Linked DNA regions of Homo sapiens: region 2 is linked to region 1. The links are chromatin contacts, found by Hi-C or POLR2A ChIA-PET in ENCODE. All regions are on one chromosome and are shown on one strand. The core of a region is the stretch at or near the end of the contact, and the rest is flanking DNA. Distances in the headings are between cores, read along the strand shown.

Region 1 (6,686 bases), core at 1,180-3,679:
ACAATCAGATCTCATGAGAACTCACTCGCTGTCATGAGAACAGCACCGAGGAGGAAATCCGCCCCCATGATCCAATCACCTCCCACCAGACCCCACCTCCAACACTGGGGATTACAATTCAACATGAGATTGGGCAGGGACACAGATCCAAACCATATCAGTGAGGGTGGGAGTTTTCCAGCCTCTTGTGTCTGAGCAAAGGGAAATGAGCAGGAGGGGTGAGAATGAAAAATAGAGGGAGAAGGTGTGGTTTCAAGATCCAGTCCCAGACGACAAAGGAAGACAAGAGGATGAGATAACAGGAGAAGGACTGTCCTTGGAGAGGAAGGGGCACCCTGTCCTCGGAGGCAGGTGAGAAAGAGGAACAGGGGCTCCATTTCCTCATCTATAAAATGAGATGCCCCGGTTTGCACTCTCACCTTCGTGTGTTTGTGGGCATCCTGGGTTGAATAGTATCCTCCCAAAAGGCATGTCCACCCTGAACCTCAGAATGTGACCTTCTTTGGAAATAAAGGCTTTGCAGATCTAATTAATCATATTAAGTGAGGTCATGCTAGATTTGAGTGGGCCCTTATCTAATGACTGGTGTCCTTAGAAGAACAGGGACCTTTGGATAGGACACACAGACTCAGGGCAGGCATGGAGAGACTGCGTGAAGACAGAGATAGAGACTGGAGGGATGTGTCTTCAAGCTGAGAAACACCCAGAATTGACACAAGACTGGAAGCTGGAAGAGACAAGGAAGGCTCCTCCCCAGAGCCTTCAGAGAGGGCGTGGTCTTACCAACACCTTAATCTTGACCAAGCCTTCAGAGAGGGTGTGGTCTTTACCAACACCTTAATCTCTGCCAAGGCTTCAGAGAGGATGTGGTCTTACCAACACCTTGATCTTAGACTTCTGGCATCCAGAACTCTGAGACAATAAATTGCTCTTGCTTTAACCCACCCAGTTTGTAAGCAATAGGTTATGGAAGCCCTGAGAGACTGATATAGTGGGGAACATGTGAGGTGCATTGGAAAATACTGGGAATTGTACAATTGCCATGAAAATGTGCAGCATTTCCATCAGAATGATTATCAAGTCCATCGTGTGGACATGGCCTGGCAGAGGGAAGGGATGGGGTGAGGAAACTCGGTTCTGCCTTTGACAGTGCCTTCCTTTGGCCTGGAGCTTTTTCCTGCATCATATTCAGTCCCTCTGGATTTAGGTGATGAAAACACCATGTTCTCTTTCCTTACGGGTTGCCCCTCACCTCAGCAGAAGCAGTGCATGTCCCTGAGTTTTAGATTTGGAAAGAGAGATATATGTGGAGTAGTGGATGTTACTATATGTCACCCAGCTTTCCACCTGGGCAGGGGACACCTGCCTTCAGTGAGAGTAACTCGGGGCCTGGGATGTTCACTAGAAAGTTCCATACCTCTGGGTCTCTGTTGGGCCATTTTGCATTTCCAAATTATGTGTTGCAACCACCCCCCCCATGCACGTATTGCTTTTATCTTCCTGCGTGTATTGACACACATTTTTAGTGCTTTCTCCGCATATAAACTGACTGCTATCTTTAGCTTTACTTGCTGCGACGTAAATTATTCTCATTTTATTATTATTACCATCATCATTTTCATTATCACATGATGCCAGCAAGTGCTGTGGCTCTCGGGGACTCTCCGACAGATGACAGTCATAGAATGAAACTCCCAATGAATAGAAAACCCCTAACATTTATTCCATCGATACTTTTACCAACAAGTCTGAGGTTCCTTTTAACTTTACTGTCCTAAAATGTCCCTCATTTTGCAAATGAGGAAATGGGGGCTCCTGGGGGGGTGAAGTGACTCTCACAGGATCACTCAGCTCTCAGTGGCAGAATGGGAACTGACCCCTGGTTTCCCCCTGCAGAGTGCAGTGTCTTTTGTGTGGGATGAAACATGCTCCCAATCCCATTGCCACATTCCTCTTCTGAGTCTGCCGGGACTGCTGTGGAAGGTGCTCAGTGAAGCACTGGTGGGTGGGCTGCCATATCTGGGTTCCTTGCAGTGCACCTACTGAAAGCCTAGAAGGACCTTCACTCCATGACAGACACAGTACCCAGAGGCTGGGAAAGTTAGGGACGAAGACGGGCAGAGACAAAGGGGGTGCTGGACTCTGGCAGGATCATCCATCGTGCTGGAGTGGGGAATCTCCCTAGAGTGTATCTCGGGAGAGTGCCATGTTGTTAGGGAGAACCTAGGCTATGGAGTCAGCCTGACCCAGTTCTGCGCTGGAGTAGTTACGTGAAAACAGTGGGCCTCAGTCTCGTCATCTGAAATGGAATTTCAGTGCACAACTCCTAGGAGTTGTTCAGAGATGAATGTTAAGTGCCTGGCCCAGAGCCTGTTCCCAGTTGGCTGAGCTTTCCTCTGTGTGCACGCCCCTCATCACACCAGCAAATGGTCAGCTTGTCTTCTGGGCCCTAGCGATGAATTAAGCGCTGCTGGGAGATCCCCTCTGGGTGTTGCTTCAGCTGCCTGACCTCAGGAGGCTGATATCACAGCAACAGCACTCACTGGGCTTTAAGCCTTCACATTTCTTTTACTGGCAGAACTGGAAGGGCAGAGAGCCTAGCCCAGGAGTGGGTGGCCAGTGAGAACTGGGCAGCCAGCCTGGCTCCACTCCATTGGCGGCATTGCCCTTGGACAGTTTTGGTTGTCACCCACATTTGGCTTCTTAGCTGAAACTCTAGAGGTACATTCCTCCTTCCAACAACTGTCTGGAAACAGGAAGTGGTGCAGGGAAGAAAACCAGATGCCAGCTTCCCCCGCTGTTTTGACTGGGCTCTGTAAATGGAAACAGCTGAGAATACTATCCAAGGGTGCGTGTGCCCATCTTAAAGCTGGTGTGTGCATTGCAGGGAGGATGCTGGGTGCAAACATACTCTGACGTTTATATTGAATATTTTAGTTTGCAGAAATTCGCAATTAAATCTACTTTCCACCTACACTTTGAAAAATCCATTTATAGAAACCAAATCAAATTGGAGATCTAAGGACTGGTGGCCAGAAATGAAATATTTTTAAAATAAAATATATGGAGATTGAATTGCTGAAGCGCTGGCTTGTTCTGCGGCTTCCTGGGATGTGAGCTAGAGGGAAGGCTTATTGGACAGAGCCTTCTCTGGGGATCAATTATGAACTACTCTTACGTCCTGGCAGTTTCAAAAGGGAAAAAAAAAGTTCTTTGAAAGAACTTATTTAGCAGGCAGAGCCAATATTCTGTGTTTTCTTGAAGCCACCTTGTATTTCAGCTTCGGTGAATATGTGTGTCTCCTGTGGATCTTTATGGGAATTGCTTGAACACTCCGGAGAGGCTGGATGTGGCATTAAAACCACCTAACCTTTGCTCCCCCAGCCTCGCCATTCATCCTGAAGACTTAATTATTTCTCGAAAGATGATCCATACGGGTACTGCCTTTTTCTTAGGAATGTGAGCCCAGATGCTGAATTCCCCACTCTCCGTACTCAGGAGAGAGAAGCTCAGACTCAGCTCTGGCTTAAATTTCTGAATTGATCCCTGATTGAATTCCTCCTTTGAAAATTATCAAGAGCTGCTTAGTTTTTTCCCAGTTCCTATGAGGGATGCCAAATCCTTGCATGCGTTTCTGCACTCCTCTGCACCCACGGACCACTCAGAGAAAATGCAACCATTTTGTTCAAGTGAGTTCTTATTGCCCTTCATGGGCTCAGTTCCCTTTGAGAAGACAACTGATCCCATGCCACGTGTTTCCTGCAGCCTCGCTTCCGCCTTTAGGAAGCAGGCAGAGGAATTCCTACAGAGCACTAGGCCACCCCAGCGCCACCTCCCATGTCACACCAGGCAGAGGTTGGGTGGGATCTCTGGGAAGGCATGTCCTCCCTGCCTCCTGGGAATCCTGGGGAAGAACCACCCTAGGAAGTGGCAAGCTCCGGCGGGGTGTCCTACTCCCTGCTGGGTCACTGGAGCTTCCAGAGCCCAGGCTTCGTTGCTTTTCTGCTGTATTCCTGCCCCCTTTCTACTGCTTTCCAGTGGACAGGGACGGGGTGGGGCTGCCTTCCTGGGAAGGGATTGCGCTGCAGAAGCTGGGGCTGGTAAAGGCTGGGGAGCAAATGCAGACCTTGTCTGGGTGATGAGAGACCGCCACTCGTCTCCAGGAGCTCCCGCCAGAGGCCTGCTGTGACAAGGGATAACGTGCTGGCAGGCCACTTGTCCAAGAGAATCATTCCTTCCTGCACCTGGACACTGTTTCAGGGCTGGCATTTCTCTGGCACTCGGTGTGAGCAAAGCCCATTTGGTCGTTTGTCAGTGAAGACAGAAGAGTCACAATGAGCCGATTTATAGAGTACATGGGGTGTTGTGGGGCAGAGGCCCGGATGGCTCCATGATCCATGTGCATGTGTTCCCGGTTTTGTTTGTCATTTGCTTTCTTGCCATCCACTGGGAAATGTATTTATCACTACAGTTTGTATAATTTGGTGGTCTGTTTTCATCTTTTACAAGCAAAATGCTTGGTATTTCAATAAGATTGAAGGGGGGTGGAAATAGATTGCATCCCACTTAGGACTCTCAGTGGGGGAGTCTAAACATGAATTATCCCAGCTTAATGCTTCAAGTTATTGGGGTTCCCCTGGGGAGCATCTTCTTGGTTCTTGTAATGTTGCTGCCTCCCGATGGCTGCCCAGGGTTTCCAGCTCTCCCGTGCCCCTCGCTTTTCTCTGAAAACTCGGCATGCCCCGGGGGGCCTCTTTGGAGCCTGTTGGAGGAGATTTTGTAGTAATGAGCATTTGGCTTTTGTAATCCTTTTTCTGCTTCGTGCTAGCAGCCTCGCACTTCCCACCTGTTAAAGCTTGCAAAGATATCATCGGCAGGCATTTTCCCAGGGGAAGCACAGTTGTGTCCAAAGCCCAGAATAATCCAGGCTTTCCTCATTTCTATGCAGAGGGCGTTAGTTGATCCTGGTGCCCTCAAGAGAAGGTCCCTCCAGAACAAGCTCACCCTCCATCACAAGCACTGATGATGGGGGTGCTCAAGCTGGGGCAGGGAGAGGCTGAGAGGGGATAACCCAAGGTGGCAGGAGGCTCCCTCGGTGGTTTGTGGTGGGGCTGTTCTGTTCAGCCAGGATGTGGCCCTTTCAGGGGTTTACGCTGTTTAACACTGGCTGAGTGTCAGGACTGGGGGGCTATGGATGGTGAGCTTCTCCCTGGAGCTGGCTGGTAGGGAAGTTCAGCAGCTCTCTGGATGTTATGAAACCACGGAGAGGCACAGTCACCTTAAAAGGACAGCAGCTCTCACTGGCTGCTAGACTGCCTCTGATGGAAGGTGTCTGCAAGACAAAGGAGAGGCTGCGGGCAGCAGTGTGCGGGGGACAGGTGATCTTGGCCAGCATCCTGCTTGCTCATATTCCTCGGTGAGACCAGCTCTGCAGAGAAAGGGCTGCTTCAGCCCTATTCACCCAAAACCTCAATGTAGAAACCACCCACTTTGCTCTCGTTCAGCTTCCAGAGGGAATGCTGTCAGTGACACAGCATTCTGGTCCCTGGAGTAGTGGGTTCTTGACATTAACGAATGGGCATTGTGATTTTATCCTTGTGCCTTATGAACTTGGTTAAAGATTTGACAGTCACTGTCAGAGGCTGCAAGTCATGCAGGGGCTTCTGAGCCTGCAGGTGAGGACCAGCCCAGACCAGGGTGAAGTCTCAGAGAGACTCTCCGTGGACCCTTCACCAAATGGCCTCCAAGGCAAGGCCCTTGATCACAAGTGTGTCCCTGGTTCTCCCTGGTCCTCTCGCATCTGCCCCGTGACTCCCGACTCCCCTCTGCACTTGGTCTGGTCTCCAAGATCGTTCTGATGTGGACTTTCCTCCTTGTCTATGCTGGCAGACCTCAGGAGGAATCCACCACCTCCGCTTTGCTGCCAGGCCAATCACTGATAGCATCAAGCACACTGGCTTGAAGTCAGACTTCAGGTGTTCAAATACTGACTCCACCTTCACTTACATCTGACTCGGGCAGTTATGTAACCTTCTGGCTTTGGGGTTTTTTTTGTTGTAAACAGGGACCCTAATGGCATCTGCCTCCCTGGAGTTGGAAGCTGGAACGGGGCAACACATGGACAATGCTGGGAACAGTGCCTCACACATGCCCGTACTCAATGCTGTCATGGGACCCATTCCGGCCCTGTCTCCTACATTGCATCTCCATCTGTGATCTTTCACTCAGTGCCCCGGGGTTGAGAACTAAACCCCTCTACTCATTCTCACAAGCAGGCCTTTTCCTCTTCAACCAGATTGTAACTCCCTGAGGGGAGGGCTTGTTGTGTGTTTCCTTTGGATCTGCACAGTGGTACTTAGCAGCGTTCTAGGCACCTGGTAAGGGTTTGAGTAAAACAGACTGATTGGATAGTTAGTGATGCTGGGAATCTGGAGTGTGAATTAAGCAGTATATTCCAAATTACTTCCAGGCGTTCATCATTTCAGTATCACACGGCCACATGGGAAAATGCCCACTGTGTGAAATTTATTCATCAGTTCAACAAATATTTATCGAGTACTTTCCATGGCATGGTTTTGGTTCCTGAAGATTCAAAAATGAACAGACAGAAAATATCCACGCCCTTGTCACTTACCTGCAGCAGACTGACAGTGGTCAGATACAATCTCAAGAGGTGATCAGTGCCA
Region 2 (6,434 bases), core at 3,117-5,616, 73 kb after region 1:
GTTCCTTGGCTTGTAGAAGCATCACCTTGTCCTCTGCCTTCATCTTCACGTGGCATTCTCCCTGTGTGTGTGTCCAACCCCCACCTTTTTATAAGTAATCAGTCATATTGGATTAGTGTCCACCCTAAGGCCTCATTTTAACTTGATTACCTCTTTAAAGACTGTCTCCAAACAAGGGTTCATTCTGAGATACTGGAGGTTAGGACTTAGCATGTAAATGTTAGGGGACTCAACCCATAACAGCTACAAAAAGGGAGGTGCATCCTGTTCACATGGGGGCTGGGACTCAGCCCTGGGGCAGGTTCTGGAGGTGATTCCCACCACAGCCATGCCAGGACAGGACCCCTACACTGATGCACTGGAGTGTAAATCCGAGGAGATGGTCTTTGCACTCTTGTGAATCAGGCTCAAATCTCAGGTCTACCATTCACCAGCAGGTGACCTTGATCAAGTGGCTTAACTTCTCCAAAGCCCAGTTCCCTGTTTGCAAAATAGGGTTAACACTACCTACCTTGGAGGATTGATTGATCTGGGATCAAATGAGGTCAAAGATGACAAGCCTCGGTGTGCCCACATTGTGCCAGGAGCATGGGAGGTGCTCATGCCTTTTGTGGCTCTCTCAGGACTGTGTAGTCCCTAGAGCTGTTTCTTTTCACCCTGTCCCTCTTAGCCTTGTCCCATTCTGGCCTGGCAGAGTGAGCAGGCTGTGCTGGCCTGCACAGGTGCAAGGATTTGCAGCAAGGGAAGGTGTGATGAGAACAAGAGGCCATCCCTCTCCTGCCACGCCTGCCACTTTCTCCACGCCGGAGTTGCCTGCACCAATTGGCAGTCGGGACACACAGCAGCTGGGATGAAGGGAGTTTACTGCTGAACTTAATAGGGTCGTTTTCTGCTTCACATAAATCTGTCTGTGCTCAGCTGAGGATCCTGGGTGGCTGGTAGAGCAGCCATTGTTAATGGACTTGTCCCTGGAAAACGGGGCTGTGGGTGTTAGAGTGTTGTTCTGGATGTTTCTTCCTTGGGAAGGGAGAGGATTTAGTAATAGAAGCTCAGTTTGGCTCTTCCGTTGCTGCCGGCCTGCCTGGCCAATGGGCTGCTTTGGGCAACAAAATAGGAGTGGCGCCATATTCATTTGGAATCTGTGATCCTGCATCATGGCAAGTCGTCATCCTTGGATGGAACAATAGGGTGGGTCCTCAGTTCTCTCTGAACATTCATTGAGTCGTTTGCTCAACAGATATCTGCTGAGCTGTGAGCTTGGGCCAGACCTGTCATCAATTCTGGTCAATGCGAACAGGACAGATTTGGTCCCCAGTGTCATGGAACTAAGAGTCAACCAGGGAATCTTCAGGGGAGAAGTTGGTGGCCAGGAAAAGCTGGGGAGGTGACCTTCTAGCTGACATTTGTTGGGCGAGTCAAAGCTGGCCAGACCAGAAGGGGAGGCTGGAGAAGCCTGGGACACCTCCTGGAGCCACATCCTCTTCCTTCAGGGACTTCTGAGATCCTCCCTGCTAGCTGTGTAGAAGGAACCAGAATATCCAGGTCCTGTGTACCCAGCCACCTGAGCAACTTTTCCACAGTGTGACTTTTTTAAAAGTCAAGATGAATCTCATTTCATGCAATAAATATTAACCTGGAAGGTTGGGGGTACATTAAACTTTTATGCATGGCAATAAATTTCTTATGCAAGAGAGGACTCACTACTAGTTAAAGAAATTTGGGGTGAAAACTGCCTTGGTGGGGATTATCCCGACTCATCTGTTTAGCAAGTAACGTAAACCGAGTTTCCTTCAAGCTGGATTCCTGTGTGTTAATCATCTTTGAGCCTCTGTTTCCTTTCCTCTCTTTCTGCACCTGTCATTTGATTCCTCAGGCCCTGGGGCTGCCTTCCTTCTGGGGTCCTCTTTGAAGAAGAATCCTTGATATCTGCCCTCTAGGAGTTTAATATTTCTTGAATGCATAGGCCATAATCCATACATATGTCTTAGAAAACCAACCCTGAAAATTTTCTCTATACTTGGACAGGGCCAGAAGGCCTAATTTCAAATGGTCACACCTACTTGCAAATGATCCAGTGTCTTCACAAGGGCTTGACACATGTGCCCTGCCTGCTTCATGTCCTGGTCATGTGACTTTATAACTAATGTTTATCCTGTCTTACTAGCATTTCTCTTATGATTGGTGGGCCTGGGTAGAATTGATGAACTTGAGCAGAGTTGGTGGACTTGGGTAGTGCTGGTAAACTTGGTTAGAGTTAGTGGACTTGGGTAGAGTTAGTGAACTTGGGTAGAACTGGTGGACTTGAATAGGATTATTGGACTTGGGTACAGGTGGTGGACTTGGATAGAGTTGGTGGACTTGGGTACAGTTAGTAGACTTGGGTAGAGTTAGTGGACTTGGAAAGAGTTAGTAGACTTCAATAGAGTTAGTGGACTTGAATAGAGTTAGTGGACTGGTGGAATTTAATAGAGTTGGTAGACTTGGGTAGAGGTGGTGGACATGGGTACCGATGGTGACCTTGGATAGAGTTGGTGGACTTGGGTAGTGGTGGTGGCTTTGGATAGAGTTGGTGGACTTTGGTAGGATTGGTGGACTTGAATAGAGTGAGTGAACTTGGGTAGAGGTGGTGAACTTGGGTAGGACTGGTGGACTCGAATAGAGTTGGTGGACTTGGGTAGAGGCAGTGAACTTGGATAGAGGTGGTGGGCTTGGGTAGGATTGGTGGACTTGAATAGAGTTAGTGGACTTGGGTAGAGTTAGTAGACTTGAATAGACTGAGTAGACTTCTGTGGAGGTGGTGAACTTCGGTAGGACTGGTAGACTTGAATAGAGTGAGTGGATTTGGGTAGAGGTGGTGGCTTTGGATAGACTTGGTGGACTTTGGTAGGGTTGATGGACTTGAATAGAGCGAGTGAACTTGGGTAGAGGTGGTGGACTTGGATAGACTTGATGCGTGTGGGGCAAAGACAATTAGTGGAACATAACCATTTATGCCAACCCTTCTAGCTCGCAGAGGTGCTCTGTAGAAGAAGAAAGACATTGCGGAAGTTTTTAAATAGGGACATGATACCAAGTTTGAAACGTGAGAGAGTGAGTAGGAACTGTGCCCTTGTCTGACCCAAGTGCTAAATCAACAGGAACATGGTGCCCACTTGTTACATCACTCATGGACATGAGCTGGGCTGTTTTTCTTGCATCCATTTCACTGGGTGATTAATATCTCTTTTAATGTTCAGCTGCAGTGAATTCTTAACAAATTATTTTGTAACACATTGAAATCACTTTGTAAGCTCTTTGTTAACACCTTTAAGAGGGCTCTAGCTATAAAATATTACTTTATCATCTTCCCGTTGCAGGACATTTGATGTAACACTCGTGTCTCGGAGGTTGTTAATAAATAATGGATGGAGGAATGATCTGGGGGTGACCTTTTGTAGAACATCATCTGTCAGCCGAACTTCACTTAATCCTTCCTCTTACGCTGTCTTCTGGCTTTCAGGATATAGCAGTTTGCAAATCAGGTGGTTTGGTTCCTGCCAGTGAGTGACATTTCACAGGATGGGTGACATCGGAACGATTGGCCTGTGTGGTTGCCTCTGGGACCCTCAGAAGGATTTAAGCCCCGTGATTAGCAGGTCTATTTTTGGCCACCAAGTGCAGGAGGGAGGGCATCTGGTGTGTGTCTCATCTTGGCTGTGATGAGGCTTGGCTGACCCCAGCAAGGACTCTCCATGAGTGGAGTGTGGCAGCGCTGTGGTTAGCTGGCCAGGTGAGGGGTGTTTCTCCAATAAGCATTTGTAGATCTGCCCTCTACTAAACCTGCTTCACCCTGGTAGCCCCCCTCAAAGGCATAGCAAGCCAGAGTATCCCAGGGACCGGGAACACTTGGGAACAGATGCCTGATAGAGAGTCACAGAACCATAAAGTCACGGGGGCTAAAGCCAGAGAAACCAGAGTCCAGCCCCATCAGCTTACAGAGAGGGACTGAGGTCAGAAAAGCCGAGAGTGCCTCTTCCAGGGTAGCTCATGGGTTAGAACAGATTTTTCACTTGACTCCTGAAACTGTGGTCCCTTTAGCCAGTGCCCTGCCTCACAGGATGACTCTAGAGTCACTTCATTCATTCATAAACAATGCTTATCGAGTGCTGACTCTATGCAGGTGGTGTGCAACATCCTGAGGACACTGCAGGCAGCGAGACCAGCGAGGTGTCTTAGTCCATGCATGGTGCCAGAACAACATACTTTAGACTGGGTAACTATAAACAACATACATTTAATGCTCACAGTTCTGGAGGCTGGGAAGTCCAAGATCAAGACACCAGCAGATTTAGTGTCTGGTAAGAGGCTGTTCCTGATAGATGGCACCTTCTATGTGTCCTCACATGGTGGAGGAGGGGGCACACAGGTTCCCTTGTGACTCTTTTTTTTTTTTTTCTGAGACAAGGACTTTCTTGCTCTGTCACCCAGGCTGAAGTGCAGAGGCACAATCCTAGCTCACTGCTTTCCTGGGTTTCTTGTACACAGATCAGACCTATGAGTGCATGGTGGTCATTACAGCTTCAACCTATGCTAGAAGGCAGGCGTGAAGGAGGCTGCAGCTGCAGATATGGGATGGTGGGAGGCTTCCCTGAGGAGGGGATGTCGAAGGTGAGAGGTAGGATGCGTGAGATGCTTTCTGGGCAGTGGGAGAGGGTATCCCAGTGTGCTGTGGGCTCTGGGGCTGCAGAGATGCGTGTCTGTGGAGTTTGGATAAGCCCCATAAAAACACTCCACACAGTGCTTCTAGAATCAGTCGGAGTCCATGGCACAAAGCAAGGGCTCAGTATATACTGAGTGAATGGATGAATGAATGAATGAGTGAATGAATGAATGAGCCACCTGTCAAACTGCTTTCTCAGATCAGTCCAGTCAGGGGAATGGCGGTGGCCATGGGCTTCTGTAGTGGATGTCCTTAGGCTCGGTGTGGCTGGTGATGAAGGACTGAGAGTCATCCCAGAGAGTGCAGAACACCTCCCATGACCTTCCCCAGAGTCCAAGCCCAGGGAGCAGTTGTGACATCCAGCCAAGCTCACACTTGGCCTGGAGGCCGGACCCCATGAGGACCAACCTGTGGTCTTCAGAGGTTGTCGGGAGGGAGGCCCCAGTGGACGCTGAATTCCAGCCTCTGTCTGGAGGCCTTTGAGCAGCAAGCACCTGGTGGCTGCGCTGTGGATGGGCTTGATGGTCTGAACCCATAACACCCATTCAGGCATCAGAAAATCACCCTCGAATTATCTCTAGAGTTTTATTTCCTAGAATCCTGAATAGATCACATTTTATTGTTGAATACTGAAATCTCATTACTTTAGGAAGTGCTATTACTGGGCTATTACTGGAAAGGAATTCCTCTCTCCTGTTCTGATTAAAACCTCCTGTTCATATTTAAAAAATAATTTCAGACCTTTTTTTTTAATGCTTCTAAAAGTATAAACGTGCAGCCAAGCGTCTTCTTTCCCTAGGCCCCGCGCCTGGGTGTGGACTTCCCTGGGCCTGCTGGTGGAGAGTGAGCGCAGCTCTGCAGAAGTAGAGACACCGGAGTCTCCTCCTGGACCCCCTTCTTGGAGAATGATCCCTTTCTTTTCCTCTGGCTCAGTTGCTTCCTAAGATTCTAATGACAGTTCTGGCCAAAACAGGCAGCCCCCGTTACCACTGGTTTGAGACTTCAGCTCTGGCTTTTTTCACCAGGAACTGATTCTGGGATCTTGGGGCATAGGGTCCAAGATATGGCTTCTCTGCTGACTGATGGAGTCAGGGGAGCTGGTTCCACCCAGAGCAATACGTGGGGATGGGTGGAAAGCACTCCTCCGGGCAGCTCCTGCTCCTCTCTGGAGGCTGCTCCCTCCGCGCACAGGGTCATCAGCTTCCTGCGTCTGAATCCCCAACCTGGGGGTGTCCTCTATGGCCCTCTGGGCTCACTTGGCACTATCACATGCCGAGCCCACTGTGTCATGAATATTACCTGGTGACTTGCTCCTTTCTCCTCCTCTGGGACTCTGCCCGTTCTCTGTGACCCCAATGTACTTGGCACAGGGACTGGCATGGGGCACTCAGAAAATATTTGTCAAATGGATGGTGGAATTCACCAGCACCCAGAAAGCAGTGTGATTTGGGGAGTTTTATCAGCGAGTGGCCATGTGACTCCCAGGGGCAGAGGGGATGTCTTCAGCACATCTCCGTCCCTTTGCCAATCACACCCTGCTCAGTAGAGCCCACCTTGCCTGTCCTCCTCATTGCCTGCCCTGTTCTTGCCTGGCCGCACTGAGCTCCACATGAGGTATATTCCACATGGACACAGGGGAGGTGACCCCCTTCTCTCCAGGGCTGCTCCTCCAAGGCCGCGGGTTGCCTTGGAGAAAGCTCAGAATAGCTGTGTGGCCCCATGCTGATGCTGGGTG

Evidence for each region. A loop is a pair of places that touch in the nucleus more often than their neighbours do. ChIA-PET counts read pairs that join two places held with the same protein, here RNA polymerase II (POLR2A). Pooled maps may share reads with other maps.
Region 2: a loop to region 1 is called in a map of heart left ventricle, with 16 times the contacts of the local background. The contact joins the promoter of CAMTA1-IT1 here to the enhancer-like site in region 1. A Hi-C loop is called at or near these places in 15 of 168 maps with a recorded cell type or tissue (Right ventricle myocardium inferior, breast epithelium, cardiac septum and 6 more) and 12 of 50 pooled maps. POLR2A ChIA-PET finds 5 or more read pairs at or near these places in 1 of 52 experiments (activated CD4-positive, alpha-beta T cell).

The regions. Positions count from the first base shown.
Region 1 is chr1:7,289,105-7,295,790 of GRCh38, forward strand. All of the region lies in intron 5 of CAMTA1 (calmodulin binding transcription activator 1), which reads left to right. Among named protein-coding and RNA genes, the nearest start is that of CAMTA1-IT1, 72 kb to the right of the region's middle. RefSeq lists an enhancer at 5,071-5,588. Within about 2 kb of position 2,430, at least 9 of the 41 ENCODE cell types and tissues checked have a DNase peak (open chromatin) inside an H3K27ac peak, as active enhancers do; they include gastrocnemius medialis, heart left ventricle and heart right ventricle, where a contact is called at or near this core.
Region 2 is chr1:7,360,028-7,366,461 of GRCh38, forward strand. It overlaps CAMTA1-IT1 (CAMTA1 intronic transcript 1), which reads left to right and starts at 4,367. Exons shown (of 1, transcript XR_010947450.1): 1 at 4,367-6,434. The region is part of intron 5 of CAMTA1 (calmodulin binding transcription activator 1); the gene reads left to right.